Linked DNA regions of Homo sapiens: all the other regions are linked to region 1. The links are chromatin loops, found by intact Hi-C in ENCODE. Cell type or tissue: IMR-90. All regions are shown on one strand. Region 1 has its middle 120 kb from the start of LINC02225. Region 2 overlaps LOC107986381 (a long non-coding RNA gene). Region 3 overlaps RMEL3 (enriched in melanoma 3). Region 4 overlaps LINC02225 (long intergenic non-protein coding RNA 2225). Region 5 has its middle 12 kb from the start of RMEL3. Region 6 holds the start of LOC101928505 (a long non-coding RNA gene).

Region 1 (5,000 bases):
CAAAATAACATGGACAATGCACCCAGAGGTCAAAGAGAAGATATCCAGCACAGAGGGATTTGTTATGTGCTTACGGTTATGGTTTGAACTATATCCCTTCAAAAAGATACACTGAAGTCTTACTCCCCAGTACCTCAAGATGTGACCTTATTTGGAAATAGGGTCTTTACAGAAGTAATCATGTTAAAATGAGGTCATTATGGCAGGTCCTATCCAATGTGACTGTGTTTTTATAGAAAGTGGAAATTTTGACACAGAGACAGACATGCACAGAGGGAAGACCGTGTGAAGACACACAGGGAGAAGATGATAATAGGACTGGAGTGAGGCATTTGCAGGCCAGGGGATGCCAGGATTGCTGGCAAACACCAAGAGGCAGAAGAAGCCAGGAAGGATTCTCCCTAGAGCTATCAGAGAGACCTTGGCCCTCTTTGCACCTCGATTTCAGACTTCCAGCCTCTAGAACTATAAGAAAATGAATTATCTGTTGTTTTAAGCCATTTGGGTTTTGGTACACTGTTAAGGCAGTCTTAAGAGGCCAACACACTTGCTAAGATGCAACTGCCCTGACTGAGCAGCCTTAATTTCTCAGAGTGGGTTCTGGCTTCAAAATGGACCTTAGAGAAAATGATGTCCAAACCTTTTACTTTACAAATAAGAGAAATAAGACATAAGAGAGGCTTGCTTACAGTCACTCAACTGGTAACCAAGATCAAACCACTGAATCCCCAGAAAGCTTTCTGTCAGCTCTACATCGGCAAGAAGTCAGGGACACGATTCTCAACCTAGCAAAGCACATTGCACAACACTTTGCCACCCACCTAGCATATTATCCACGTTACAGGATTCTCCAGAATAGATGACGAGTGCCATCCTTTGCTGAACTCTCACATCTCTGTAGTACTAGCAGCTTTTAGAGGGGGCTCTCAGCTAACGGAAACAGCTCAGAAATAAAAATTTGTCTCTGTTCTTTCTTAGTGCTAAAGAAAATGTCGAATAACCCTGAGAAAGACCACCACTAACTCTCTAGGACAAAATGTTTTACTTCCTTGTGAATTGGCCATAAAAAGAGTTACCCAAACAATGCTCATTGATTGAAGATTGACTGCCCCACATATCTTGAAGAAATGATAAGAAACTACACAGTCAGCAGTTAAAAGTGTTAGAGAGAATGAGAGAGAGGGTAGACAAGTGCCACCCAGAAGTAAATAGATTTCCTATAGCACTGTGATCTTTCTTATCTAGAGGAAGGTTTTGTTTTTTTGTCAATCAATCCCAGCAGATCTTCTGAGGGCTGACCACACCCTGGACTGGGGAATGCTCGGGAAGGAATAGGGGAAGGAAGAGGGGAGAGGCGATTTCCTGATGGGTCAGGTGCTGGCAAGTGTCTGGACCCTGGGAAAGTCGTGGTGTAGGAATTCCTCTCCTTGGAGAGCAACCAGAGCAGCAGGAACAATGCTGGGAACCGCTGGTGGTGACTCTCAGGTCACGCCTTGAACAGTGCAGTCCATGGGCACCAGGCTAGGACACCGCACCTCCCAAACCCTGGGCAGCGCAGTGTATACTCCCCTCGTTCAGTCCGGCTGCCGACGTGGAGTGCTGTTCTCCTGGCTAGTTCTATTTAAGGGAGACAACTAGCTTCATACAAGATTAACGCATCAGGATAACTAAAAAGGCAAAGTCTGATTAAGACTTTCCTTTAGGTCCCAATAGTCCCAAACGGAGACTACCACTTTCTTGGCTCTTGACTGATTGTTCTCCCAAGGGAAAGGCATATTTTGACTCTCAAAGTGATCCCTTTATGTGCAGTTTCTAATTTGTCTGCAGAGATATAAATACTTTAGATGGCGTCTCTCCTTATAAAGCAACTCAAAAATTATATAACTGTGAATTAAAGGGCCATGTTTCCCTGCTTCTGTGTCCCCATGCCCTTTGAAGACAGTGTGCTGAGGAGGCACAGAGAGACCTTCTGCCTTGGCCAGAGCACCAGTGAAAGTAACACTCATTTAATGGAGGCTATAATAGCCTATTTCTACATCAGTTTTTCTTCTATTTAGAAAAGTTTCTTCTCTCACTATCAAAAGTAAACTATCTGTTAAGAAGTATTTAATTACTATAGGAGTTTCCTTCAGCTAGATCAGTGCAGAGAAAAGCCAAGATAAACCAAGATAAATCCATTTTAAAATGCCTTATTGAAAACCAGATTTCCTACTTCTTCAGAGACTAGCTGGAAAATAACCATTAGGATAATTTACTTGCCTTATTTTCTCTTTCATTCATATGTGAACAGGACACCTAGCTCTTCCTGAGCATTTTAGAAGCCTCCGTGGCCTTCAAATCTGGTGCATTGGTGACCTCTAGAGGACAGAATCTCATTCCAGACTCAATATTAAGGTTAAAGAATCCAGTGCTCTGGGGAGAATGTGAATACATTATCAATATTGCAGCTGCAAAATAGCTTTGGGCTCTCACAGGCACAAGAAGCTTCAAGAAATTATCTTCCTCCAGGTAAAATCTCCAAGGTGTCAAATGATGCATTTTCTTGTAAATGAGAGAAGTTTGTTGTTGATGGAAACTTTTAAAAGATGGATTATTTCCCCTAAGATGTAGCCCGTTTTTTGACAGATTCCCAACTGAATCTGAAACATTAGATTCCCAACTGAATGGGAAACATTAGAGGTTCGCTGAAGTGGATGTCTTTCGCCATCTTTTGCCTACTCCCCACCCCTCAGCATCCTGCCCAATTCTCAACACAAGTATTTGAGAATATCAGAAAAAGGATTCAAAGACTTATTCTGGAACCCCTCTACATTGTCAGGGCTTTGCATTTCTTGGTGTGAGTAAAGTAGCTTGCCATGCTTCACTACATTTTCCTTCACCAGCAGAGCTTTCAACATAGCTGAGAGGGGTTAGAGAGGGGTTAGAGAGGTCCCAGGGCCATAGAGGCTGAGTTAAGGCATGATTGTGCAATGGGCCTCTAATCTCCCATAGCATTTCCAAGAGGTCCTGGGAGAGAATTGCCTTTGCATTCATTCATAGACAGAGCCAAGAGCTTTGAATCGCTTTTACTCTCAGGTAGTAACACAGACTCCATGCTGCTTAATCCATGGAGACAGAAGTCAGACTTACAACTCAACCTGCAATGCAGGGCCATTTAGGACCAGGTCATGGCATCATTGAATAAACATTGTTTTTTAATGTAAAGCTGTTCTACATTCTGGGCACATTTCCTGGTATTTATTATATGTTATCTTTTATTTTCACAGCTGCCCTGCAAAGTGTGTGTTAATCTATTTATTTTACTGATAAGAAACTAAAAGAGCTCACTCAATCAGTGTTACACAACATATAACTAGAAATTTGCTTATATTCCTAAATGTGTGGTATTTCCATTATATCACAAGGTTTCTAACATCAAATGTTTGGGCAGAAAATGAGTGTTTCACCCATGGTTTACACTACTCACTTTACAAATAAAGAGATGGAGGAAAAGAAATAGCATGCCTGAGGCCACACACTTTAGTGGCAGAGTTAGAGTTAATAGCAAGTATTTTAATTTCCATGCCAGGGCTTGGGTCACTATACAAAGTGCATAATGATTTCCTTCTTGCCTTTGCAGGAGCTATAAAAGATGTCTATGAAAGTAGCATAAATACCAGAAAGTAATTCTCCTTTAACATTTCCTCTTCCATTTACCTGACTTTGGTTTTCCACATTAGGGAGCGCTTTCTGAGGAACCCAGGGAATCCTACAAGGCTCCCAACTCTAGCTCCAAGGCCTCCCTCACCATTTTCTCTTTTGTACCATTGTCCTTATTTATATCTATATGGGAAAGAAAATTAGTCTCTGCGGCGCACAAGCAAAAGCCCATTAACACAATGAGAAGAGCAGTAGGCCTTAACACTTAAGACTCAGAGATAGATTATAATAGACATTTGAAAACTAGACAGTTTTCTAGAATTAGACTTCTGTTTTGTCTAAGAATCTATTCATACGACCTCTGGAAAGACCCAGCAATTTCTCAGCAAGTCAGTTTCTGCTCCTAATATATTGTTTAAATTCTATAAAAAGATATTTCTACCTAGTTAAGGCTTACAAATAAATGATAAAACTGTTATATAGCTTAAATCAAACTATTCTACTGACAATTAAATGATGCAATAAGTACTCAAAACTCTACAATGCATTTGTTATACAAGAATGAATATTCAATTTTTGCTTCTATAACTTCTTTCTATGGCCCAATTCTTGATACATCCCCAAGTTAACACTTCTCAGAAATATGCTAGCTCTTTTGAAGCTTTTATCAGTGTAATGTTGTTAGCAGTTCTAGTGAAGATTTAAGTTAAGAGGCTAAAGCTGGTAGCCAAATGGTAGTTTGGGGATTATCTGGGAATTTCAAGGATCTCTGTTAGCACTGTCCCCATAGTATGGTTGATGACAGAGTTTTCAGTGACTCATCTTTGCAGTCAAATTAAGGGGTTTTGGGAACCACCCAGGTCTTCAAGGCCAGTTGTTAAAAAGTAACAAGCTTCCTACATTATTAGAAATCGGGGGCTTGTTATCTTGCCTAAGGAACTGGATAAACTGAATCTTACTCATTTGACATTTAGAAGTCATTATGGAGAATCAGAAAAACTCTCATGTTGGTTGGCTAGTAAGCTGGAGTTTTATTAAGCCTTGTAAAAGTATAAGACAAATAAACATAGAGTATGAAGGGTTGCCCAGTTGTAGGTCTATGATAGTATGAGAGAAGTAGAGTAGACGAGTCGAGAAGTGGAGTTAAAGATAGTATAGAGAGAAGAGAGTTAAAGAATTCTGATTTCTTTCTCTGAGTTTTAATGTCTGACCTGCCTTATTCCAATTTCAAGGTCAGCCAGCAGACTAGCACCACAAACACTAATTAGAAAAGCCCTGTTCAACATTCTCCTCTATCCTTTTGCCATAGTGGAGCAGTTAATAACAGAACTGCAGCAGGGCTCTCAGCTAGTAGTAAATTG
Region 2 (5,000 bases), 480 kb after region 1:
GGCATGGGCCGAACTACCTTTGGGAGAAATTTAGTTTATAGTTCAAATGATAATAGCGCTTCCCAAAATTAAACTACGTTTTTGTTAAACTAATAAAAGGCCACAAGTTTAGGATTATGAGAGGCGCTTAAATTCTGCTAAATGTAGGCATAGTTAAATGATTACCAGTCATTGTTCCAAAGGACACAAGAATTGCAGTTTCCCCAATTATTAGAACCTAAGATTGGCCTTTTAAGATGTCTTTTCAGCCTCTTGCATGTCTGACAACTGGATGACTCCACTTGGACCAGCACCTCCTCTGTGGCCCCCACCCAGAAGTGGACTCAGTGCATGAGAACTGATTTCCCCACTCCCCTGATTGCATCCCCAACAAATCAGCACAGCTCACCCTGCTCACCAAACTATCCTTGAAAAACCCTAGCCTCCAAATTTTCAGGAAGGCTAATTCTGGTCTCCCGTTTAGCTGGCTCTACGTGTATTAAACTCTCTCTGTCATAATTATCCTGTCTTAGTAAATCAACACATCTGCGCAGTGAGCAAGAAGAACCCATTGATCAGTGTAATTAGTCAGGGCTCTCCGGAGAGACAGGACTAATAGGATAGTTGTATATATGAAAGAGAGCTTATTAAGGAATATTGACTCACACAATCACAAGATCAAGTCCCACAATAGGCTGTCTGCAAGCTGGGGAGCAAGGAAGCCAGTCCAAGTCCCAAAACCTCAAAACTAGGGAAGCTGACAGTGCAGCCTTCACTGTGTGGCCCAAGGCCCAAGAGCCCCTGGCAAACCACTGATGTAAGTCAAACAGTCCAAAAGTTGAAGAACTTGGAGTCCGACGTTCGAGGGCAGGAAGCATCCAGCATTGGAGAAAGATGAAGACTGGAAGACTCTGCCAGTCTAGTCCTTCCACATTCTTCCTGCTTTAATCTAGCCACGCTGGCAGCTGATTAGATTGTGGCCACCCAGACTGAGAGTGGGCCTGCCTCTCCCGGTCCACTGACTCAAATGTTCATCTCCTTTGGCATAGACACAGCCAGGAACAATACTTTGCATCCTTTAATCCAGTCAAGTTGACACTCAATATTAACCATCACAGGCAGTTACAAATGTGATCCCGTAAAAGAATATGGAGCATGGTGATCTACTTGCTTCAAATCAGATCCAGAGATGCACTTCTGGGCTCACTTCCAGGCTCACTTCTTCATTTTACAAATGAGGAAACAGAGGTTACATGGTCTGTTCAAGGCCACACAGCTCATGGCTAAATGACACCATAACCCAATACTCTGGGCTCTGATGGCACCTCAGCAGCACTTACCAGAAAGCATCACGTGGTACCAAGGCCCATATGAGTCCTAGCTGATATATATATCTCCCGGGTACTAATTCCCAGAGTCAGCAGAGGAAATAGGCTTAGGTGATTTAGAATAAAATATCTAGCCAAACAAAATTTAGCCTTTGCCTATATGGAACGTCCCTCAGGACAGTGCAAGGTCACCCCTGTGAACACGCTTACTTGAATAGGACCCCTAGAGTTCTCCTATCACCTGGAGGGCAGGAGGAGGTCTTGGCAGAATCTGTATTAACTTAGAGACTGATACGGTTTGGCAGTGTCACCACCCAAATCTCATCTTGAATTATAGCTTCCATAATTCCCACATGTTGTGGGAGGGACCCAGTGGGAGATAATTGGATCATGGGGACAGTTTCCCCCGTGCTGTTCTCGCGGTAGTGACTAAGTCTCGGGAGATATGTTGGTTTTATAAGAGGAAATCCCTTTTGCTTGATTCTCTTTTCTCTCTTGTGTGCCTTTCACCTTCCGCCATGATTGTGAGGCCTCCCCAGCCACGTGGAACTGTGAGTCCATTAAACCTCTTTTTCTTTATAAATTACCCACTCTCGGATATGTCTTTATAAGCAGTGTGAAAACAGACTAATACAGAGACCCAGCGGGTGGAGACCTCCAGCTCCTCATCCCTCAAGATACAGGAAGTGAGCTGTTCAGGCCGCCTGTTCCCCGACGAGGTGCGTGGTTTTGGAGATTAATGTTAGCGGTCTTTGTGGGAGGCACTAGGAGGGCTCCCTTTAAGAAGCCCAGAGTGCGGAAACACTGATTGTGACATGTGAATGTGCTCCATGAGAAGATGGCAGGTATCGGAACGTGTGGAGGAAACTGAAAAGTAAAGACCGCCTAAAGATTGAAACTACCATTCAGGTAAAAGCAGCCTGACAGCAGACATCCCTTTTTAGAGGATGTTTAACAAACACATCACGTGTTCAGGAAAACAATCTTTCGGCCTTACTAAATTTTGTGCAGACGCTCCTCCGAACAGTGGTTTGCTGCCCCCTAGTGTTCGTTTTTTATTAAAAAAGTTTAACACACCCTGATTAGTCTCTTTCCTTTTCTTCTCAGCCTCTCCAAAGAGAATCATCTCTTGACTGTCACTGCAATAGCCAAATTAAACCACAAATTATGTGAAATTAAAAGCATGGGTGTTTTTATCAACACAGAGCCCCTGTATGACAGTTGTTTAGAACAGAAACATGCTCTTTTTGCCTCTCCTCCAGCCACCACCCACTCCACTACCATGATCAGTAAGGTGGGAAGGAATCCAAAGGGCCATAGGACAAAGCCAGAACCACAAAAGTCACCCTTTCTGTCCCTCCAGCAGGGACTTTTTAAGGAGAGGGCAACTCCCTATCTGAGGGAAGCCATTAGCTATCCCGGAGGTTTCCAAACTGGTTACTGGGGGAACAGTGTCTAAAACACATAGTTCTGAGTCTTAGCCCCAGCGCTGTCTTTTAAAACATTTTATGTTTTTATATACAAAAAGCCTTCTTGTATTCTTTGTATTTGCATTTTAACAATGTGCATATGTCATTCCATATATACGTTAAAATTACTTATTTAAGAAAATGACTGCTATGGCATTTCTTGTTGGACACCAAATTTAAACATTTTTTATATGCTGCACTATTAGGCAAAGGTGATACCGATGCTTTCTCTGACGCCAGGGAGTTTCCAAACCGTGGAAAGCTCTTTGGCCCCCTCTGCTGGTGAGTGATACACTTGTAAAAGAATATCAAAGTCCACTACTGGTGCCTTAGCCAAGAACCTCACCTAAGCTGACAAACATTTGTTGAGGAGTTTCATTTCTGTGAAAGATCCCATTAAGCTCTCCGGGTGTGTTCTACATTCACTGCCTAAGTCAGAGGAAGAGCCATTTCCACTTCATGTTTCTGTAAATTCTAAAGGCCTTTTCTTTCTTCAGCCAATATTTTCATATGCTCAACCAAAATCTTTTCTGAAACTCAGAGATGCCTTTCTCTCATGCTGGAACTATAAATAAAACACCAAATACAGGTTGAGCATCCTTTAGTCGAAATTCTTGGGACTGCTTGGGACCAGAAGTATTTGGCATTTCAAAACGTTTTGGGTTTTGGAATTCTTACATTACACTAGCTAAGCATCCCCAGTAGGAAAATCTGAAATGCCCCAAGGAGCATTTATTTTATGCTGGCCAGCATTCAAAAAGTTTTAGATTTTGGGCCTTTTGGATTTCAGATTTTGAGACTAGGCATACTCAATATGTAGTAAATTTGTAACTTTTTCTTGCTTATCAGGTAAGTTCCAGGGGACAGAAACAAGCTCTCTGAAGACTCTCATTAATCTTTGCTGTCCGAAGCTACCTTCTCCATCTCCTGCTCACCTGGGAGGACTCCCTGGAGGAAGCCAGGAAAGGTGAAAATCCATGTATCTCTTCACATTTGGAGAACAAAGGGAATTCAAGAACAATTTTATGGATTTTCTTTGTTTTTTATTAATTAAGACATGCCTGTTTTAAATTAGACAATAATTTTTTAAATATCCTTCAGATTATAAAATGTAAATTGTCATGGCCTCTTTTAAAGGCAATTCTACAGAATATACTGTAGTCTCTTTTTTTTTTTTTTTTTTTAAGTTTTTTGTAGAAGTGAACTCTCACTATGTTGCCCAGGCTCATCACAAACTCCTGGCCTTAGCAATCCTCCTGCCTCGCCCTCCTAAAGTGCCGGGATTACAGGCGAGAGACACCACACTGGGCCTGAATCTACTTTAAAAATATTTTTCAAATGTCATACACTATTACCCAGCAATTTTACTAGTGGTGTCTCTCCTAGAGAAACATAAACATGCGTTCAAGGAGGCTTGTACACGAGTGGCCCCTGTGGCACTGTTTCTAATAGCTAAAAAATAGAAAGAGTCTTAACTGCCCGTCAGTAGAGGAATGGCTAAATAGATGGTTATTTGCTAAGGCATCCTATGCAGCAATTAAAAAGGGATTAGAGAGTTTACATTTACTAACATGGACACATAACAAAAAAAAGAACCACTGTGGAGTGAAAAGGTATATTATAGAAAGATCCGTACAACGTGGTAGCATGTATTTTAAAAAATTCTGAATTCTCCCCAAGTACATATATAACCATGCAAATACACAGAAAATCTCAGGAAAACCACATATAACGCGGGAAGAGGGCCAGGAGTGGTATTTAATAGGGCCGGCCTTGGCTCTAAAGTTTTGTTTTCAAATGTAATGTCTTTGTTAATTACTTGAGTAATTTAAAAAGGTAACAACCTCTCCACCCTCATCCAATCACACCTTCCCAAAAGTAATCACTTTTAAGAGGCTTTCATAACTTTCTCTATGCTCACACAAAGATACACAAACACAGATGTGTTAGCAGCAGTGAACCCATATGGGTCTGCAGCAACTCAATTCTTGCCTCCTCAGAGCAAAGAATACATCCAAGGAGCATAATGCAAGTTTTTTGAGCAGGAGTGAGAGTCTATTATAAAAGTTTTAGAGCAGGAATGAAAGGAAGTAAAATACACTTGGAAGAGGGCCAAATGGGCATCTTGAAAGATCCAAGTGCCCCGTTTGACCTTTGACATGGGGTTTTATATATTGTCATGCTTCTGGGGTTTTGTGTCTCTCCTCCTTTGATTTTTCCTTGG
Region 3 (5,000 bases), 280 kb after region 1:
GCACTGTCCCCAGTTTGCTGTTAACCTTTTTTGCTGTCACCTCCTTTGCATCCACAGGGCTTTGTGACATGCACTGCAGTGCAAATGAGACACTATTTGATAAGATCTGAAAACCTCGGACAGAGGCCACAAAGCCAAGTCAATGCAGGGAGAGTTCCTCAGATGTGTCTCTCCCTGGGGCCCAGCTCTCTAAGGGATCTCTCGCTCTCTCTCTCTGGGGCTGTTGAGCTGCTTGATGAGATGTCAGCCTTTAACTCGACGGGAATCATGAGAGAAAAAAACAGATTGTAGAAAATATCTCATTTCCCAATGAGACAGAGATTCTTGACATAGCTTGACCCAGCAGTGTAGAAAAATTCAAGAGAAATGCATCAGTATCTTTAAAGAACAGACACATCCTGTACATCTGAGCTGGGCTTTCAATACTGTCCCTCCTCCAGGCTCACTCAATATTAAACCCTTTCATACCATGTGGCTCCTCCTGAGATTCCATCATAACTGTTTAGGCTCAGATGAGGACAACTCAAACCACTCTATTTGGACCTCATTTTCTGCCCTCTGTCCTTCCTCGCCAGAAAAAGCATTTGCTCTATTTTGTAGATCATATCTGTTCTAAAGGTGGGAACATGGTCCCTTCATAGCTGATGGAGTTCTCTGGATATATCTCCAAGACTGACTTGGTTGGTTTCCAGAAATTCCCTCCTTTCTCTAACACTTCCCAAAGAAGGAAGGATCCGTGAACTCACCTAACAAATTTGTTCAGATCTGCATCTGGTCTCACATCTGTTTCCTTCTCCACCCACTTCACTGGAATGCTCTCCGAGTGTGGGGAGTGTTTGGAACAAATCAGAAGAAAGTTCCTATTTAATAGAAGGTGGAGTGTTGGTTATTACACCTGGGTCCCATCGCCATCTCGGGTGCATCTAATTCCTCAGGAGTCCTGTTCTGACAGCATCCTCCAGGCCTGGTGCTCCCTTCTCAGAATTTACAATGGAAGATTGGGTGGAGGAGGGACTGGCTTTGGTTTTGTTTGTTTTTTGCAGAGAACCGAATCTCTCTCTTTGCTTTCAAATTGGCTTCACCTTCCTCACCAAGGAGAGGCCATTGGGCTGAGCACCTGTGATGATACTGCCCTGGCTCCTCCTCAGCTTACACCATAACTACTGCACCCCAGATTTAAGGCTCACAAGTTGGACCGAGTGATCTCCACAATCCTTCTATAATTCTTTGAGCCTTTTTCATAGACTAAAACAATTTTCAAGTATAACCCCCTTTTGCTTTTCTCCTTCCCATCATTCATATTCAGCCAGGCTAGTTAAAATCAAAAGGAATAAAAAGTAACAAAAGTATATATGTGTGGCTATTATTAATAGGAAGCTATAATTTGAAAACCTCAATCTTCTCATTTGGAGGTAAGATGTGCAACGTCTTTACATGTATCTTTGTCTTTTCAGCCTCATTTCTTTCTCCTCCAGAAAAAGTATCCCCCAAGCAAACAAATAAAAAAATAGAATATATTTAAATTATAAGTAGAGAGGCCGAGGTGAGCAGATCACTTGAGGTCAGGAGTTCGAGATCAGCCTGGTGAACATGGTGAAACCCTGTCTCTACTAAAAATACAAAAATTAGCTGGGCATGGTGGCAGGCACCTGTAATCCCAGCTGCTTGGGAGGCTGAGGCAGGAAAATTGCTTAAACCCAGGAGGCAGAGGTTGTAGTGAGCCAAGTTCGCACCACTACACTCCAGCCTGAGTGACAGAGCAGGACTCCATCTCAAAAAAAAAGAAAAAGAAAAGAAAAAGTGTAAGTAGATATGCTTTAATTTAACCATCCCTACAAAATTAAATGATAGTAATACAGGAGCTAATCTTTGGAGATAAGTAAAACAACCTAATTCAGTGGTTCTCAGCCAGGGCTGATTTTGCCCCCCGGGAAATATTTGGCAATATCTGGAGACATTTTTGGTTGTCATGACTGAGGTGGGGAGGGAAGAAGTACCACTGGAATCTAGTGGGTGGGTAAAAGCCAAGGATGCTGCTAAACATCTTTCAATGCACAGCTCCCTACCACAAAGAATTATGCAGCCCAAAACGTCAATCATGTCAATGCGAGAAACCCTGGTCTAGAGATACCAACAGACCTAGATATACAAAACCATTATTTTTCCATACAACAGAGAAAGTCATGTATTCTCATTAATAAATAGTAGACTCACTAAGCCAAGCAGTCACATAAATAGCACAGTAAAGGTACTATGTAAATTTGAAAGCCAAGACTAAACAGGCAGGACTTGCAGCTTTTCCATAGGTGTTTTTTTTGTTTGTTTGTTTGTTTTTACCAGTTAGGCTCTAAAGAATGTTGCTGCCATCTAGGGGATAGAAAGAGAATCCCAAAAGCACCGTGTTCCTAGCTCCAAGGGCACGAGGTCCAAGCCCTGCAGGCACACTACGCACTCATTTCCCACGTTCCTACACTGAAAAGAAAAAAAAATACTTTGAGTTTTGTGACAAGCAATTGTTTAAAATTAAAAATACATCTATGTGACTCAGAGTCTACAGTGCCTTCAGTTAATTTGTTTTCTCCATTTCACGTGTGTGGTATGAAACTGAAAGTCCAGGTTTCTGATAAAGATAACAGATGTTTGCTGCCTGCTTTTATTTTCATATTTAGTTAGGGTAGAAAGAGGAGGGTCAATCAGTGGCCTCAGAACTCTCTGATAGGACCTCTCTTTCCACACACGCTTTTCTTTGGGTCATAGCAAGACAACAATAAGCTCTAGGGAAATTATAAATCAATAGAACTCCTTGCCTTCTTAAAAAAAAATAGGAAACTTTAATAATTAAATCAACTCTAATTAAAGGAAAATCAAGAAGAACCAGGGTTCAGAAGACAGAGGTGTTCCACCAGCCAAACATGCTGTTATTCCTACACACACACACACACACAGAGAACCCATGCGGATAACAGAGCCAAAAGGACTTCTCTAAGAGCTTTGAGAAGAGCATAGAGAGGGATTTTGCACTTCCGTCCTGTAGTTTTTGGAGAAGCTGGCTCTTGGGCTGCAGGAGTATAGTGTACCAGAGTTATAGGCCCCCTTTCCATTCTTAGCGGTGGTCTTTCTCAAGCTTCTTCATGGCTGCATGGGCTGAACTTTGGTTATTTTTCATGCACCAGAGGTAGAAAGCTTCCAATTCCTTTAACACAAGGGTTCCAAAACATCTTAAAATGATGCAAAAACTTATTTTGATCTTCACAACATGCCTTTGAAATAGGTGTGAATTCTATTTCTGTGTTTTAGGCAAAGAAACTGTTGTTTAAAAAGACTAGGACATTTTATTCTGACTGGCCCATCAAGTCCTGCAGATCCCAGTCCAGTTCATCATTCAGTTTGCAGCTGCATAAAATCGGATGGCTCTTCCTCCTCACTGTTTTAATGGAGCATCCTTTCCCACTTCCCACCTCTACCCTTGCTGGGGTCCTGCAAATACTACTATCCAGACCTTATTTTATTCCAAGGGAAAATGTTGAGGGAACTACCATCAGAGCAAGAGAAGAGAAACCTGTGTTATCACTAAGACATGATTCCACAATTGGCCAAAAAGAAGAATTATCTGATAATCCATGTGACCTCTTTTATAGCCGTCAGACTACAAGTCAATGGATGGAGGATGGATGGATGGATGGATGGATGGATGGGTGGATGGAGAGAAATAGGCAAGGCATGAAATTTCCATTAGCATTCCAGCATTTCTATGAATTTCCTATAGCCCAATTCTCCTAAACAAAGAATCTCATGCAATATTACCTGAGAAAGCACTATCCTGAAGAAATGCAAGGTGTTATTTAAGATAGACACTGTTAGTAACATTTACATTATATTAAATATTAATGTTTTGGGGATACAAAAAATTGTCTATTTACCTACTTCATGGAGTTATTGTCAGAATTGAGTGAGATACAGCAAGAGAAAGCTCTTAAAAGTTCATAAGCAGCACTCTGCATATATAACATGTCACTGTTATTGTCAAATACAGTAAGATAAATTGTCACAAAGTCATTTTCCCAAAGGTGATGTCATGTCTCCATAGACATGGATGCTTATTTCTTCAAGGATCACATATTCTGAGCACCCACCCAATAAAAGCAAACATGACTTGATAGGTAGACAGGATAATTTAAAATTGGCACTACCCTCCACCCAATTTCAGAATATTGTATCTAGTCCAATTCATTAAATTATTTTACCTTATAGAAGGAAAGGACCTATAAAAGATATGTACCATAAGCTCCTCTTTATCAATTTATTTCTTGCTTATGTTTTATATAATTTAGAGGAAATGTTCGTGATATGGATGTGTGAGAAAGATACAAAATTTAACATACATAAAGGTCTCAACTATGTACGTAAAAACAAGAATAGTGATTATCTCTGGATGGTAAGATTACCAAAATATTTTTTCTGCTTTAATGAGAGTCTAATTTTTGTTTTTGTTTTTGTTTTTTTTGAGACGGAGTCTGGCTCTGCCACCCAGGCTGGAGTGCAGTGGCACGATCTCTGCTCACTGCAAGCTCCGCCTCCCGGGTTCACGCCATTCTCCTGCTTCAGCTTCCCAAGTAGCTGAGACTACAGGCTCCCGCCACCACGCCTGGCTAATTTTTTTTTTTTTTTTTTTTTTTGTATTCTTAGTAGAGACGGGGTTTCACTGTGTTAGCCAGGATGGTCTTGATCTCCTGACCTCGTGATCCGCCCGCCTCGGCCTCCAAAAGTGCTGGGATTACAGGCATGAACCACTGCACCCGGCCAATAAAAGTCTATTTTCTTCATCCAATATTAATGAATATTCATTCCCAGACTTCTAGGAATAAATATTTTTTTCAACGCATTCAAGCAATCAGGTATTCTATAAGCCTTCATCCTTCCCTTTGAAACATTTTTCTGGAGCCTCTGTGCCCCACTTCTGGGATTTGCTGCTCTCCAAGCTAGTTTCACAGCTATGGCAT
Region 4 (5,000 bases), 110 kb before region 1:
TCAAGTGCTTTTTCTTAAAAAAAACAAACACCCAACTTATAATTTATTTTGTTATGGTCAAATGGTATATTTTATAGATAGATCCTGATAAAGTAATAATTCTCAGATTAAAATCCAGACTTGTTTTTGCAATTTGGAACATTCTGAGAAGACTAGTTGCTACTTACTTCAAATTCTCTTACCTTTGTAGGTGGAATCAGATCTCAGTGATGAGACTCACATGAAAGAAACAGCTTAATCTTAACCTGTATCCTGTAAGTTTAAAATTAAACTATCATTAACCATCAAAATATGGCACTCCTGTAGACAAACTCACATCTATAACTTCCCAAATAAGCAATATATGCCCAATGCAGTATTCTAGCTCTGCAAAACCGTGTTAAATTACACTGACCTCTCTTGTTTCACTGATAAATCAATAGCCTTAAGATGGTGACATTTAAAACCAGTTGAATTATCAAGATTGAAGTAGAGACTGTGGTTCTCTTGGTATCACCACATTATAGCAGCATGACTACTTTGGCATTATTTTAATTTTCTGAGTATATTTTCCCTATTTGGAAAATGAAAATTACTTTGCAGGGTGTCAGGAGAATAAAATGAAACTAGGCAGGTAATTCACCCAGTACGGTGGCTGGGATATAGAGGTCCTCAATAAATGTAACTGTTAAGTGCAGAAGCAGAAGTGGAGGCTGGTGGAATTAAGTGAGCAGGAAGATGGTCAGCTGCAGAATCAAGGTCTGCTTTCTGGACCTGGTGCAGAGCTCCACCTACTGTAGTTGACCTTCCTCTCCAGTGCAGGTTGGAGAGTGAGAGCAGCAGTACAGTGCTGAGGCTAGGCCTCCTACAACTCTGGTACAGCACCAAGCATTTGAATCGTTTTGATTATTCCACACCAACCTTTGGGCATTCTGTACTCACATGTGCTCTCGCCCATTTGTGGTCAGTCAGGGCATGCCTGTGGAATTCCTTTTCCCGTAACAGTTGACTCATGGCAAAGCGCGCTTCATTTGTCAGGTTGCAGGAGAGAAAATTCCAATCATGCTCCAACTTGCAGGGTGGCCTCAGACCCTGGAGGTGAACTGCCCCTCAGAGCACACTGACTTTCGTCTACCCTCCCTTCAAGTCATCTCACCACTTCCTACTCAACCTTCACATATAACACAAATGCTACCTTCTCTGTAGCCTTCACTGACCTGTGTCATCAGTGACAATTGAGAAAACTCCACCTGTGACCTCATGTGACACTGTACATACTGTATCTTTACTATATGACAATTCTAATGTAGTCTTCTGATTACTTGCTCGTGTAACTGTCAGCCTCTACAATAGTTTTTACATCAATCCCTTTAAAGATTGTTCTAAATCTTGGATTTTTCTCATAGTTAAAGCACACACACATCTTAGGAGGATTACAGACATCTTGAAGTAGTCGTTCACTTTTAGGAATCTGTGGATCCAATGTTAGGAACTCCCACTCAAGCCCTGTATATCATCATTTGTGTTTTCTTTGCAAATCACAGCGACTGGAGCAGCATAGGCATTTGAAAAACAAATGAATAAATGAATGAACAAATGACAGTCTACCTAAAAGAATGACAAGATTTGTCCTAAAAATGAATGCAAAAGGATCTACAATTGCCCCAGAGAAAACTGGGTATTAGAGGGCCTCTGGAGAAACTGATCAACTCGTGGTGGCAATACATTCCAAAAAAGGCTTTATAGATTCATTGATCTGATCCGATTTTGATTCTCTTTCTAATGCTGCTGTGTAGTGAAGACCATGGATAGAGGGCAAAATTAGTTACACTCAGTTTCTGAAATACAAGCTATCACAATTTTTCACAGGGGCACAGGTTAAATGAGGGGAGATTATTTTCCCTTTTGGTCCTCTGTTTCTACTGCAGACTATTCAAAGGCAAATGGAGATTAATGTGTTTTGCGTTTTTGGAAAAACGGTGAAACTTCATCTACCAGTCTCTCCTTACAGATGTATCCCATCTGTTTCTGTTGCATGGGATTACAGCTATAGGCCTGGCATTGAAGGTGGTATGCACCCGGAGGGCTACCATCCTTCACATATAGGGGGCTGCAGTAAAAGGCTGGGGCATGGTGGGGCACAGGGAGCACTTTGTTCAGCTTCACAATAATGCCTAAAAGCTCTCAGACTGCGAGTAAACTCATTCTCCCTCATACCTGTCAGGAGAAGCTCTCAAACACTGAGAATTGAGGCTGGCCTCCAAATATCAGTATGAACAGCCCCTTAGAGAAGGGGCCTTTCAATCTATAAAAATCTCTATTTTGTCTTTTGTATGCCATAGCTTTAAGACACAGAAATTATTTCCTCTTCAGTGTTTCACAATATACCTACTTGAATAAGCCTCAATTTGCTTTAAAAAAAAATGAGAGAGAGAAAGATTATACAGAATTATTTTCCTTTGATGGTAAAGTCCACCTTCTCCCAGGGGCAACTGGCAAACTCTTATCCTCTGCTGCTTCTAGAGAAACGCCCAGTAATGAGAGCTGCTTTCCAGGCTCCTGTGATCAGCTAGAGGTCTCTAGTGGAAATCTAGGGCAATCACAGCTTTCGTCAGGTGTGGCTGCCTGGAAGGGCCCTGACAATAGTGCACATGGTTAAGAAGAACTGATAACAGCCACTTTCCAAACACATAAATATGTGGATTGACTAGAATTCCATTAGCTACATGTCTCCAACTTTAAGGATTCTTGGGAATTTCGAGATCTGGCTTTGAAAAGCGAACAAAAGATGCAATCAGTTTTTGCCTCTTTTTCCTTCTTGCCTGCTCAGAAACCATCTCTAGTTAGAGAGGTTAGAATCCTGAGGAGCTCTGAGAATATTACAAATGTGAGACACATTCTGCCATAAAAATTAGGGGCGGTGTGAGACTATGTAAATTCTCACAAGCTTGTCAAAAGCGGTAGGTTTGTAAATATCCAAGCTCCATGACAGTAGCATAAGGATAAGAATCTTTTCTTATACACAAGATGCCCAAGTGTTGCAGATTCTCCTTATCAGGCATTGCAGCATTTCAGTGTCTTTTTCTTTTTTTTTTTCAAATAAGGAATGACCACATGATTCTTTTAAGAAGGAAAAGACCAGCAAGAATAGAGAAACCCATTATTGGGTTTCATTTGTTTGTAGAGCCAACAATATCATTTCAGTAAAAAACAAAACACAACAAAAAAAGTGCTTCTAATACATAGTCAATAGGAGCCTTTAAACTTGCATGGATGTTTGGGAAGAAACTCTATTCTAATGAATAAGAATCTTCCTGCTTTTCATCCTTGAGGATAGAATGTGATTTACTGCAGTACCAAAAAGTATGTTGAAAATATTTACCCCACAGGGGGCAAGTAAAATTACAGTAGAGGACACGGTGGCTCAAGCCTATAATCCCAGCACTTTGAGAGGCCGAGGAGGGCAGATTACGAGATCAGGAGATCGAGACCATCCTGGTCAACATGGTGAAATCCCTTCTCTACTAAAATACAAAAATAATAATAATGATAATTAGCTGGGGGTGGTGGCGCGCGCCTGTAATCCCAGCTACTCCAGAGGCTGAGGTAGGGGAATCGCCTGAACCCAGGAAGCGGAGCTTGCAGCGAGCCGAGATCATGCCGGGCCACTGCACTCCAGCCTGGCGACAGAGCGAGACTCTGTCTCGCAGGGGGCAGGGGGGAATTACAGTAGAGGAAGCACGGGTAATTTAGCAAATAAGTGGATTGATCGTGCCAGTTTCCATTGCAATCACAAGATCCAAAACCTTCAGCTGGCAGTTGCCGCTATCAATAGGATTGTGGCAGGCCTGTAAAGGGTAGGGATTGGTTTTGGTCACCCGCATTAACAATTTTGAAAAGCGTACCATAATTATGACTACAAAGTCAGCACATTTTAAAGCCTAAATTAGGGAATCAAACAAACACATAAAATAAGTAAAGAAAAAATGTTCATGAAAGGGGAGGATTTTTATAGCAACACCAACAACAACAAATACCTCTAAGCATTGTTTCTCAACGTCAGAATGTTCAGATTCTCTTAAGGCCCCCACCTTAGGCACCTCTGTAATACTGCATGGTTCTGTATTTGTGCTACCAAGAAGCACAATTGCTTGCACTTGCTTGTTACATGACTCTATTCCTGTTGTAATAAATACTTCTTTATGTGTGGCAATATCAGTCCTCTTTAGCCCTGTGTCTGGAGTGTCTGGTGCAGTGTAACTTTTATCACAGATTTGTGAATTGCATTCATAATTAACACATGAATGTAATACAGTGACATATTTTCCAAAAGAATACTATTAATTATAATAGTAATGAATAGGTCCCAAGTAATAGGTCCCAATAGATAGGTCCCAAAGACATTTGACCAAACTGTTTATATTAGATTGATGATGTTCTTGTATTGGCAGACCATAAAGCTAGAAACAAACAAAGAAACAAAAAAATGGGTTATAGTTAAAATACTTAATAAAAGGAAAAATAAAATTCAAAAAAGAAAGTAATTTTTTTAAAGTTTCAGGAAATTTCATTACTCTTTTAATGGCTAAATCTCATTTGTTTCTCCTAACAACTCACTGAGGCAGATGTTACACCCATTTTACAGAAGAGGAGAAGAAAGATTAAGGGATTTTAAGAAGAGAGGATGGGCTTTTAATTCTTGTGACTCAAACAACAAACAAAATCACTGGCCTCTTTTTAAGGAGGGAGAAGGGGTAGTTTAAATCTGACAAAACACATTCTAACAAGGAAGTATGGTTTGGGATGGAAGTTTGGGAAAAGGTCTTATGGAATAAGGAAGAAATGGAAGAACTAAAAAGAGAGCAAAGAGAAACGCGGAGTGGAATGTGTAAGAGAAAGCAACTATCCAAGACTTACTTCAAGACAAGATTAACCCTAGCTGCAGCTCAGAAAGCTGTGGAAATCTGTGCCATTATTTAACGGACCACCAGCTGATGGTTCCGCTGAATCTCAGTCACCAG
Region 5 (5,000 bases), 400 kb after region 1:
AAGAATAAGGCTCTGTTTAGGCAATAAGCAATGTCTGCCACAGAATGTAGAAGTGGGAGGGACCTGTGTAGCTATGTCTGGGTGGAGAGGCTGAATATTAGCATTTGGATGCTGTTGGCAGTGGCAGAGCACAAAGACGGGTGGATCGCTGACACCTTGGTATCCCATCCTCCTCCCCGCCCCTGCTACACACATACACACACACACACACACCTATATGCATACACACATTCATGGCTGGTGGAGAAAGGACCAAGAAGCACATGGTCAATGAGAGAAGGGTGACTCCTCACTCTTCAAGTGACCCATGGGCAAAATCTCCTGGCAGGGTCCCTTACAGCTCTACCCTCTGCTGGGCAGGGCCATTCCCCCTGCAAAGGCCAACAGCATCTCTCGATCTCTGGGCAAGAACTTCATGTTTGCTGACCCATACTCACTTCTCTTGGCCAGAAGACATTTTTTAAGACAGGGTCTTGCTCTGTCACCCAAACTGGAGTGCAGTGGCACAATAATAGATAACTATAACCTTGAACTCCTGGGCTCAAGGAATCCTACTGCCTCAGCCTTCCAAGAAGCTAGAACTACAAGCGTACACCATCATGCCTGGCTAATTTTTTATTTTTTGTAGAGGCAGGGTTTTGCTATGTTTCCCAGGCTGGTCTCCAACTCCTGGCCTCAAGTGATCCTCCTGCAACAGCCACCCACAGTACTGGGATTACAGGCGTGAGCCCCCACACCTTGTCTGATGTTGTTGAGGCACAGATGTGTGTTGAAAAAAGTGAAGCCTGCTCCAGGCTTCACAGGGGAATTCATCTTGCTAATCACACCTATTTAATTTTTTTCATTTTATTTTATTTTATTTCATTCCAGGATACATGTGCGGGACATGCAGGTTTGTTACATAGATGAACATGTGCAATGGTGGTTTGCTGCACCTATCAACCCATCACCCAGGTATTAAGCTCCACGTGCATTAAATATTTATCCTGATGCCCCCCGACTCCGCCCTCAAAGAGGCCCAGTGTGTGTTGTTCCTGTCCCTGTGTCCATGTGTTCTCATTGCTCAACTCCCATTTAGAAGTGAGAACATGTGCACTCATAAGTGGGACTTGAACAATGAGAACACATGGACACAGGGAGGGGAACATCACACACCGGGGACTGTTGTGAGGTGGGGGGAGGGGGGAGGGATAGCATTAGGAGATGCTAAATGACGAGTTAGTGGGTGCAGCGCACCAACATGGCACATGTATACATATGTAACAAACCTGCACATTGTGCACATGTACCCTAAAACTTAAAGTATAATAATAATAAAATTTAAAAAAAAAGAAGTGAGAACGTGGTGTTTGGTTTTCTGTGCCTGTAATCACACCTATTTTAATATAAAAGGTTATATTTAGATGATTAGAAATTAGTAACCATACAGCTAGTAGAAATTATTGCTCTCTTTTCTAAAATTCTCGGGATTGCAAAGATCATTAACAGCCAACAGAGGCAAAGACAGTCCCTAAGTCCATTTTCAGTGTTAGAGCTTCCTGCACATTCCATCCAGAACGATCATCCAGCCCTTAACAGGTCAGCACTCTTTCCCATCAGATCCTGCCTCGGGTGCAGCTCTGCAGCACTGTGTCCACAGGAATCTCAAGAAATCCTGAGACCTTAGCAAAAACTGTACAACGGTTCTTTAAATTGAAAAAAAAATGTAAAAAACGTGCATCAACACTATTTTGCATTAGCTGCGTCTATGCATGTCATGTAGGTTGGAAATGAATCATCACTTAGAAATTATTTTGGTGCAAAAGCTAAACATAAAGACTCCACCAAATAAACAGTTTTTATAAAAAGGTTTTATGTGACAACAGTCCCTTCTGGGGCATCAACTCCCGGAAATGATGAAATGTGACTCATTAGCATGGAACAACTCATATTCCAAACAGAGACTGCAGTTACTGCTGGGGAACTCGTTCCCCAGAGCAACGTTCTTATCTCTCCGCCTGCTGGCCAAGAGGCCAGCCTGGGTGATGATGCAGCATCCTTTGCTCTCTTGCCCTTATCTGATCAGCTTTTGCTTCAAAACTGAGCTGGATCATTTCCACTCTGCAAAGGTAATGGCCCAGCATGATTCTCACTCCTTTGATGAAAGCCACAGAAATCCCTCAACCTACAGCAAGTTCCCTTTCAGGAGATCAAAGCACTAGTTTAGCTTGCTTATTGCCCACAACTATCCACTATCTTAATAGTTAATGTCCTAAATAGTTATCTCACCCTATAATTGGGACCCCCTTTTTCCAAATTCTAGTATAACAAGACTCTTCAACAGGAGAATTTCTTTGCTCGTTTATGTGAATTATGCAAAATGGAAATTACATGTGTTGAAAACCAGGAGAAGGGGGGAAAGCATAAGGAATAACAGAGAGTGGTGAAGTGGATGGTAGAGAAAGGACAGTGGGTTCATAAGGATCATAGTAGTTAACATTAATTCTGTGCTTACTGTGTGCCACATACTGTGCTAAGCAGCTTGCATGTATTAACACTGAATCATTACTGTAACTCCATGAGGCACGGACTTCTCAGCAAACCCATTTATGCAGATGAGAGTCTGGAGGGCTAGGAAGCACTGCAGAACCACCAACCATCTCCTCTTCTGGGTTCACAGCAAACTAGGCTTTTGTAGTAGGTTGGATTGTTGGCCCCATTTCTTTCCCACCCTGTGTATCCAGGCCTGTTCCATGTGACTTTACAGCCCCTCACACTAGAGACAGAAGATAATTACCAATTGATGTGACTTGGTTTTGCCCATGAGATGTGAGCAGACATAATGTGTTTGCCTGTTTGGGTTTGCCCTCCTGTAGTGTGTGAATCATGTCTCCTAAAAATTTGTGTCCACCTGGAACCTCAGAATATGACCGTATTTGGGAATAGGGTCTTTGTAGATGTAATTAAGGTAAGGATTGAAAGGAACTTATGATCATACTGTCATACTAAAGTAAGGCAGGCCCTAAATCCAATAAAAGTGCCCTTGCATGAGACAAGACGCAGAAACATGAAAAGAATGCCAGAGGACAGAGGTAGAGATTGGAGTAATGCTGCTACAAGCCATGGAAAACCTGCAGCCACCAAAAACTGGAAGAGATAAGTAAGGCCACTTTCCTAGAACTTTTGGGGGGATCATGGCACTGCCTACACATTCATTTTTAACTTCTAGCCCCCAGAACTGTAGAAGAATAAATTTTCATTATTTTAAGGCACCAAGTTTGTAGTATTTTGTTATGACAGCCCTAGGAAACTAATACCTGTCCTATGCTTCTGCCATTACCTGGACAAGAGCTTCCTTCAGGTGGCTGCTGCCCTTTGAGCCTGGACTCTAACATGATCATATGGGTGTAGACATGAGTCCAACTCACAGCAAAGGGTCAAGCCTAGCCAGGGTTGCAGCTGAAGCAGAGCCACCCAGTCAAGCCCAGCCTAGCTCAGCCAGGCTGCAGCCAACCTGCAAGCCATGAGAGTAACAATGAATGCTTAGCATTACTCTGCTTTATTTTATTTCTTCCATAATGGGAACAAGGCAGGATAAAAACCCTCATTCCCTGTGGGATGAAATGAGATTTAGAAAGGTGGAGACACTGGGCAAAAAGGATAAGTAGAAGTCACTGCAAACACATACACCTGCTTCATGATTTTGTCTGGGGCCTCCCTGGCCAAGGTGATGCTTCTTTACCTTTCTATACAGTCAGTCCTGCATTTATCCTCCACAAGCAAACTCAGTGGACTTGTTCACAGTGAGGATTACAGCCTGTTCTGAGCAATGGCTGGACAGGTCACTTTGGCCCAGCTGCTCTCCCTCAGTTGGTCACCCTAGAGCCACATTGACCTTGCTGGGAGGTCATCCCCTCCCAAACAGTTTGTCCATCTTTCAGAGAGAAGGGCTGGGTCTATGTGTGTCCACTTTGCCAAAAGTGGGTCAGAAATTTCCTCTATGGTCCATTTTTCCATCAACAGTCACAGCTGAGTATTGCTTCTTTCAAACTCAGTTGGCAACTGGGCCAATGACTAGAAGACCTAATAGCCAAGGAACAGTAGAGAAATTGATAAATTTTCTCCATCCGTTCATCATCCATCCATCTATCTATCCATCCATCCATCCATCTTTCTTTTTTTTTATTATTATACCTTAAGTTTTAGGGTACATGTGCACAAAGTGCAGGTTTGTTACATATGTATACATGTGCCATGTTGGTGTGCTGCACCCATTAACTCGTCATTTCACATTAGGTATATCTCCTAATGCTATCCCTCCCCCCTCCCCCCACCCCACAACAGGCCCTGGTGTGTGATATTCCCGTTCCTGTGTCTATGTGTTCTCATTGTTCAATTCCCACCTATGAGTGAGAACATGCAGTGTTTGGCTTTTTGTCCTTGTGATAGTTTGCTGAGAATGATGGTTTCCAGCTTCATCCATGTCCCTATAAAGGACATGAACTCATCATTTTTTATGGCTGTATAGTATTCCACGGTGTATATGTGCCACATTTTTTTTTCATTTATTATTATTATACTTTAAGTTTTTGGGTACATGTGCACAATGTGCAGGTTAGTTACATATGTATACATGTGCCATGCTGGTGCACTGCACCCACTAACTCGTCATCTAGCATTAGGTATATCTCCCAATGCTATCCCTCCCCCCTCCCCCCAACCCACAACAGTCCCCAGAGTATGATGTTCCCCTTCCTGTGTCCATGTGTTCTCATTGCTCAGTTCCCACCTATGAGTGAGAATATGCAGTGTTTGGTTTTTTGTTCTTGTGATAGTTTACTGAGAATGATGATTTCCAATTTCATCCATGTCCCTACAAAGGACATGAACTCATCATTTTTTATGGCTGCATAGTATTCCATGGTGTATATGTGCCACATTTTCTTAATCCAGTCTATCATTGTTGGACATTTGGGTTGCTTCCAAGTCTTTGCTATTGTGAATAATGCCGCAATAAACAT
Region 6 (5,000 bases), 130 kb after region 1:
AGGTTCTTGTAATAGTTAAAATTCCACAAGTCATTTTAAGTTGACTATTTCTCCCTACTCCAGATTGGGCCTCCTTCGGAAACTTACAGTGGAAAACAAAGAAAGCAGACATCTTGTTTCTCTGTCAGCTTCTCTCTACCTTATACCCAAATCCGCAGGATTGCAAGGGGAGAGAAACAAAAGAAAAGAAAGCAGGAAAAGACCTGCTTGATTTGCTCAGTGTTGATGCTCTTGGTGGTGTGACCAAAGCTGACTTTTTTCTTGAGCATATGATTGTGAATTCTTCAGAGGTCCCTGATGTATCTTCTTTAGCTGACCAATTGCTACTCCTCATCAGCTCCTGCCTCTGCAACCAACCCCACATTCTCATACTTCCAGGGCCCCCTTGCCTTTGCAGAATTCATTTCAGAGGCTCCAGCTTTCACATCAGGCCCATGGGAAAGTACCCCCTTCATGCCAAATGGTGAAAGTGCAGCCTTAGCTCTTTCCCCACCTTCATACATGGCTTCAGCCAATATTTCATTTCAAGATTATCTTCCATAGTACACAGACAGTAAACTACTGTGTCCCTCCAAATCCAGGAACACATCAAGATTCCTGATTGGTTACCTTGCAGCACTTTACACTAGATTGAAGTGAGAGTGAAGCACCCAGCACTTTTCCGGTGTTGGGAGTGAGGGCAGACTCCCAGTACACAGAAAATCCTCTGTTTAAATATCAATCCTTCTTATGCTCAAAGTGCATATTGAGATAAATGTCATAAAATCAGCCCTTCTCTACTGCACTTGAACATCCTGCACAGGTGATCTCACAGCATGTGCTGGATGGGAAAGTACTTGCCCTCTGCTGCCTTCTCAGACAAATTGGGTACAGTCACATAGAAAAAAACTCCTTTTAAATATCCTTTACTTACATCTATAGATATTATTCTACACATCAAAACATTTCTATAAACATATTACCTTTCCATAATATAAAAAACTAAAATTCAGGTTTTATAAATTTCAAGATGGCTGACTAGAGAGGTCACATGTAAGTTCTCCTCAGAAAGAAGAATGGAACGTAGAGGTAAATAATCAAAACTCACATAGAATATTAAAGAGAGGGTGCCGGAACTATTGGAGAACTCACAGGAAGAAGCTACCATACAGAAAAAGACAGAAGCAAAAGGCTGGCTGAGATCAAACCCTCCTGAGGGACTTGGTATTTCATCAAAAAGGTAAATGTTCTTGGCTCCCTTCACCCTTGCAGCAGACTGCTGGTTTCCAAACTTTAGAGGTCTCCTCTGCTTTCATGAGCCCAAGCACTAGTATGGGTGGTGATTTGGTAACTTTTTGAGGACATCACACCAGACTACCAACTTGCACACAGTCACTCACCCTGTTCCTGGACCCAAGCTGTGGTAGCAGGTGCCATATTTGCTGCATACCCATTGTGAGACTGTTTTCTGCCCAGGTAACCTCAGCCCTTGTGTCTCCACATTGCCAGATCTCCCACAGACATTCCCCAGCACCAGCTGGGATTGTGACAGCCACACAGGCCTGACTGGACCTAGAGAAGCTGCAGAATGCCCATGGCCCAGGTCTCAGGGAGTGCTGCTCCTAAGGGAAGAGAGAGTGCAGCCCACCAAGGAAGTACCTCTTCCCTGGGGCAAAGGAAACCAGAGCACATTCTTTCCTGTGCTTGAGAGCTTCCACTTATGCGGTAAAGTTGACTGTGTCTCTTCCAGCAGAGACAAAGATGCCATGCTCAGCTCTGTGGGAAAGGAATATGTTCCACCCCAGTGGCCATATGGCCCCAGTGCTTGAGCATGGCTGTGGAGAGGGAGACCTCTTTTTTCTACCCTCCCCACAACTACTGCAGAAACAGCCATGGCTGCACGCATAGGAGACTGACATAGGCATGCTGGTGGATGGTCATTCTAGGACTGTTAGGGGTGGATGTACCCCATTGGCAGTGTGCTTACCAGGCCCAGGCTTGCAAAATGGCAGGGCCCTTCCCACTCTCTACATAGAGCAGCAGCATTCCTGAAGCAGAGAAGAGGAGAGCCTCAAAGTTTTACGTTTTGGGCTGAGAAAAGAAGTTCCACACCATAACCACATTGGTAGAGAATCACAGAGCAGGTACCTTTCATGGCTCTCAGATTCACTGCAGCTTGGAGATAGTGAGGTCTGTCTGACCCGAATGTCTGGAGTGCCAGGACAGAAACATGACAGGAAGGTGAATTGCATTCCTACCTGGCCAGGCCGTGGAGCTGAGGTAGAAACCTCAGCAGAAGCCTCAGCACATTTCACCAGGAGCTCCCTCAACCACCCAGTCAGGTCTGGTGCTCGTGTTTACCGTTGGGATATCTGAGGTCAAAGTTGAGCTTGACAGTCCAGCTCCACCCAGCTTTGTGGGTGGTCCACAGAACAGCCCATTGGCTGAAGCAAAAGAGAGCTTCTCTCAGTAAACAAAGATCAAGTATATGCCCATCTGCTTCTGCAGATAGTCAGCTGTTACCTGTAAATGCCACCTACTGGCCTGGAGATTGAACTGCACAGTGTAATACAAAACCTGCTGACACAAGCGCACAACAGTGAGGAATGAGCTAAGATTCCTGAGACTTCCTCTATCCTGATACCCAAGGAGGCAGTGAACCTGCTCACAAACCCACCCAGTATGTAGCTACAACCAGCATTTGAGAAAGCCACCACACAAAAGCTATCTATAACCATGGAACACACATAGAATCCTTGCCACTGAAAGCATCCAGAACCAAAGTAAAATAACCATACACAGCATACAGCATAGTCACATCCTCAAGGAGGAAAAAAATTCCTTTCCAAACGAAAGTAAATTCAAAAAAAAGAAAGAGAGAAGAAGAGATAGTTTATCTAGATGAAAAGGAACCAGAGGAAAAATTCTGGTAATATGAAAAAACAGAGTGTTAAAACACCCCAGTGAATCACATTAACTCTCTAGCAATGGATTCTAATCCAAAGGAAATCTTTGAAATACCAGATAAATAATTCAAAATATTGATTTTAAATAAGCTCAATGAGATACAAAAGAAAATTGAAAACCAACACAAAGAAATTAGAAAAACAATTCAAGACATCAATGAAAAAATTGCTGAAGAGGTAGACATTAAAACAAAACACACACACAAAGAACATCTAGAAATGAAGAATTCATTGAATTACAAAATATAGTTGAAAGCTTTAATAATAGACTAGACCAAGCAGAAAAAAGAATTTCAAAGACAGATCTTTTGAATTAGCCCAGTCAGACAATAATAAAGAAAACAGAATTTCATAAATGAACAAAGCCTTTGAGGAGTATGGAATGATGTAAGACAACCAAATGCACAAGTCATAGCTATTTCTGAGGGAGATGTAGAGAAAGTTAAAAGTTTGGAAAACTTATTTGAGTAAATAATTAAGGAAGATTTCCTTAGGCTTGGTAGAAATTTAGACATCCATTTCTGGAGAGGTTGTGGAGAAAAAGGAACGCTTATAGACTGTTAATGGGAGTGTAAATTAGTTCAACCATTGTGGAAAACAGTATGGTAATTTTTCAAAGTCCTAAAGACAGAAATACCATTTGACCCAGCAATCCCATTACTGGGTATATACCCAAAGGACTATAAATCATTTTATTATAAAGACACATGCACATAAAAGTTCTTTGAAACACTATTCACAATAGCAAAGACATGAAATCAACCTAAATGCCCACCAATGATAGATTAGATTTGTTAAAAAAGTGTAAAAAAAACTTGTCAGCCACAAATTTTGTATTCTGCTAAATTCAGCTTCATGATGTACATATACACCATGGAATACTATGCAACCATAAAAAAAACTCAGATCATGTTCTTTGCAGGGATGTGGATGGAGCTGGAGGCCATTAACCTTAACAAACTAACACAGGAACAGAAAACTAAATACCACATGTTCTCACTTATAATTGGGAGCTAAGTGATGAGAACACATTGACAAATGGAGGGGAACAACACACACTGGGGCCCATTAGATGATGGAGGGTGAGAGGAGGGAGAGGATCAGGAAAAATAAATAATGGGCACTAGGCTTAATACCTGGGAGATAAAATAATCTGCACAACAAAGCCCCATGTCACAAGTTTAGTTTATCTATGTAACAAGTCTGCACATGTACCTCTAAACTTAAAATAAAAGTAAAAAAAAATACTTTTTATGCTACTTTACATAATGAAAATCAGAAAACTCAGGGTTGATCAACTCCTTGTCATTTATGCCTCTTCAGGTTACTGCCATTCATAGATATTTCTCATCATCAATTTTGAATGCAAGATAAAGAGCCCAAAACCTAAAAAAGAGAGAGAGACAGATTTAGACATCCAGATACAAGCTCAGAGAACTCTAGGAAAATGCATTGCAAGATGGACTTCACCAAGGCATATAGTCATCAGGGCCTCTAAAGTCAATATGAAGGAAAAACTTCTAAAATCATCAAGAAAAAAGCATCTAATCACCTATAAAGGAAATCCCTTCAGATTAACAGTAAACTTCTCAGCAGAACCTTTACAAGCCACTATAGATTGGGGTCCTATTTTCAGACTTCCTAAAGACAAAAACTGTCAACCACAAATTTTGTATCCTCCTAAATTTAAGCTTTATAAAAGAAAGAGAAATAAAATATTTCCCAGACAAGCAAATGCTAAACTAATTCATCACCACTAGACCAGTCCTACAAGAAATGTTTTAAGGAGTTCAAAACTTGGAAACAAAAGGTCAATGCTCACTATTGTAAAAACAAATGAATGTACAAAATAATTCACAGGTCTTATAAAACAATTACACAATTGACACTACAAAGCCACTAGGTAACAATTAACATTATGACAGGGACAAAACCTCACATATCAACATTAACCTTGAATGTGAACGGATGAAATCAGGAGTGTCAATCTTTTGGTTTCCCTGGGCAACATTGAAAGAAAAATAATTGTCTTGGGCCACACATAAAATACACTAA

Evidence for each region. Hi-C counts contacts between places; a loop is a spot of excess contacts. Peaks named below come from ENCODE experiments on the same cell type or tissue, not always from the same donor. Only the 100,000 strongest peaks of a DNase experiment are listed, where the experiment ranks them.
Region 2: a loop joins it to region 1, with 10 times the contacts of the local background. A loop is called at or near these places in 75 of 110 quality-filtered maps.
Region 3: a loop joins it to region 1, with 9 times the contacts of the local background. A loop is called at or near these places in 56 of 110 quality-filtered maps.
Region 4: a loop joins it to region 1, with 3 times the contacts of the local background. A loop is called at or near these places in 47 of 110 quality-filtered maps.
Region 5: a loop joins it to region 1, with 4 times the contacts of the local background. A loop is called at or near these places in 3 of 110 quality-filtered maps.
Region 6: a loop joins it to region 1, with 2.0 times the contacts of the local background. A loop is called at or near these places in 24 of 110 quality-filtered maps.

Annotation. Positions count from the first base shown.
Region 1 is chr5:57,776,938-57,781,937 of GRCh38, reverse strand. No RefSeq gene overlaps it. Among named protein-coding and RNA genes, the nearest start is that of LINC02225, 120 kb to the left of the region's middle. In IMR-90, a CTCF peak has its summit at 2,356 (motif pointing left); DNase peaks (open chromatin) are centred at 2,337 and 3,387; H3K27ac peaks cover 1,263 bases.
Region 2 is chr5:57,296,441-57,301,440 of GRCh38, reverse strand. LOC107986381 (a long non-coding RNA gene) reads left to right here. Exons shown (of 2, transcript XR_001742513.2): 1 at 1-2,216; 2 at 3,626-5,000. Among named protein-coding and RNA genes, the nearest start is that of RMEL3, 96 kb to the left of the region's middle. In IMR-90, CTCF peaks have their summits at 2,346 (motif pointing left) and 3,051 (motif pointing left); DNase peaks (open chromatin) are centred at 2,310 and 3,050; H3K27ac peaks cover 1,373 bases.
Region 3 is chr5:57,496,961-57,501,960 of GRCh38, reverse strand. All of the region lies in intron 3 of RMEL3 (enriched in melanoma 3), which reads right to left. Among named protein-coding and RNA genes, the nearest start is that of ACTBL2, 17 kb to the right of the region's middle. In IMR-90, a CTCF peak has its summit at 2,373 (motif pointing left); a DNase peak (open chromatin) is centred at 2,380; H3K27ac peaks cover 429 bases.
Region 4 is chr5:57,885,617-57,890,616 of GRCh38, reverse strand. LINC02225 (long intergenic non-protein coding RNA 2225) reads left to right here. Exons shown (of 3, transcript NR_109900.1): 3 at 191-286. Among named protein-coding and RNA genes, the nearest start is that of LINC02225, 11 kb to the left of the region's middle. In IMR-90, a CTCF peak has its summit at 2,559; DNase peaks (open chromatin) are centred at 896 and 2,556.
Region 5 is chr5:57,380,363-57,385,362 of GRCh38, reverse strand. No RefSeq gene overlaps it. Among named protein-coding and RNA genes, the nearest start is that of RMEL3, 12 kb to the left of the region's middle. In IMR-90, a CTCF peak has its summit at 2,000 (motif pointing left); a DNase peak (open chromatin) is centred at 1,842; H3K27ac peaks cover 2,838 bases.
Region 6 is chr5:57,647,997-57,652,996 of GRCh38, reverse strand. It overlaps LOC101928505 (a long non-coding RNA gene), which reads right to left and starts at 2,337. Exons shown (of 3, transcript NR_104668.1): 1 at 2,238-2,337. In IMR-90, a CTCF peak has its summit at 2,520 (motif pointing left); no DNase peak of the experiment used is centred here.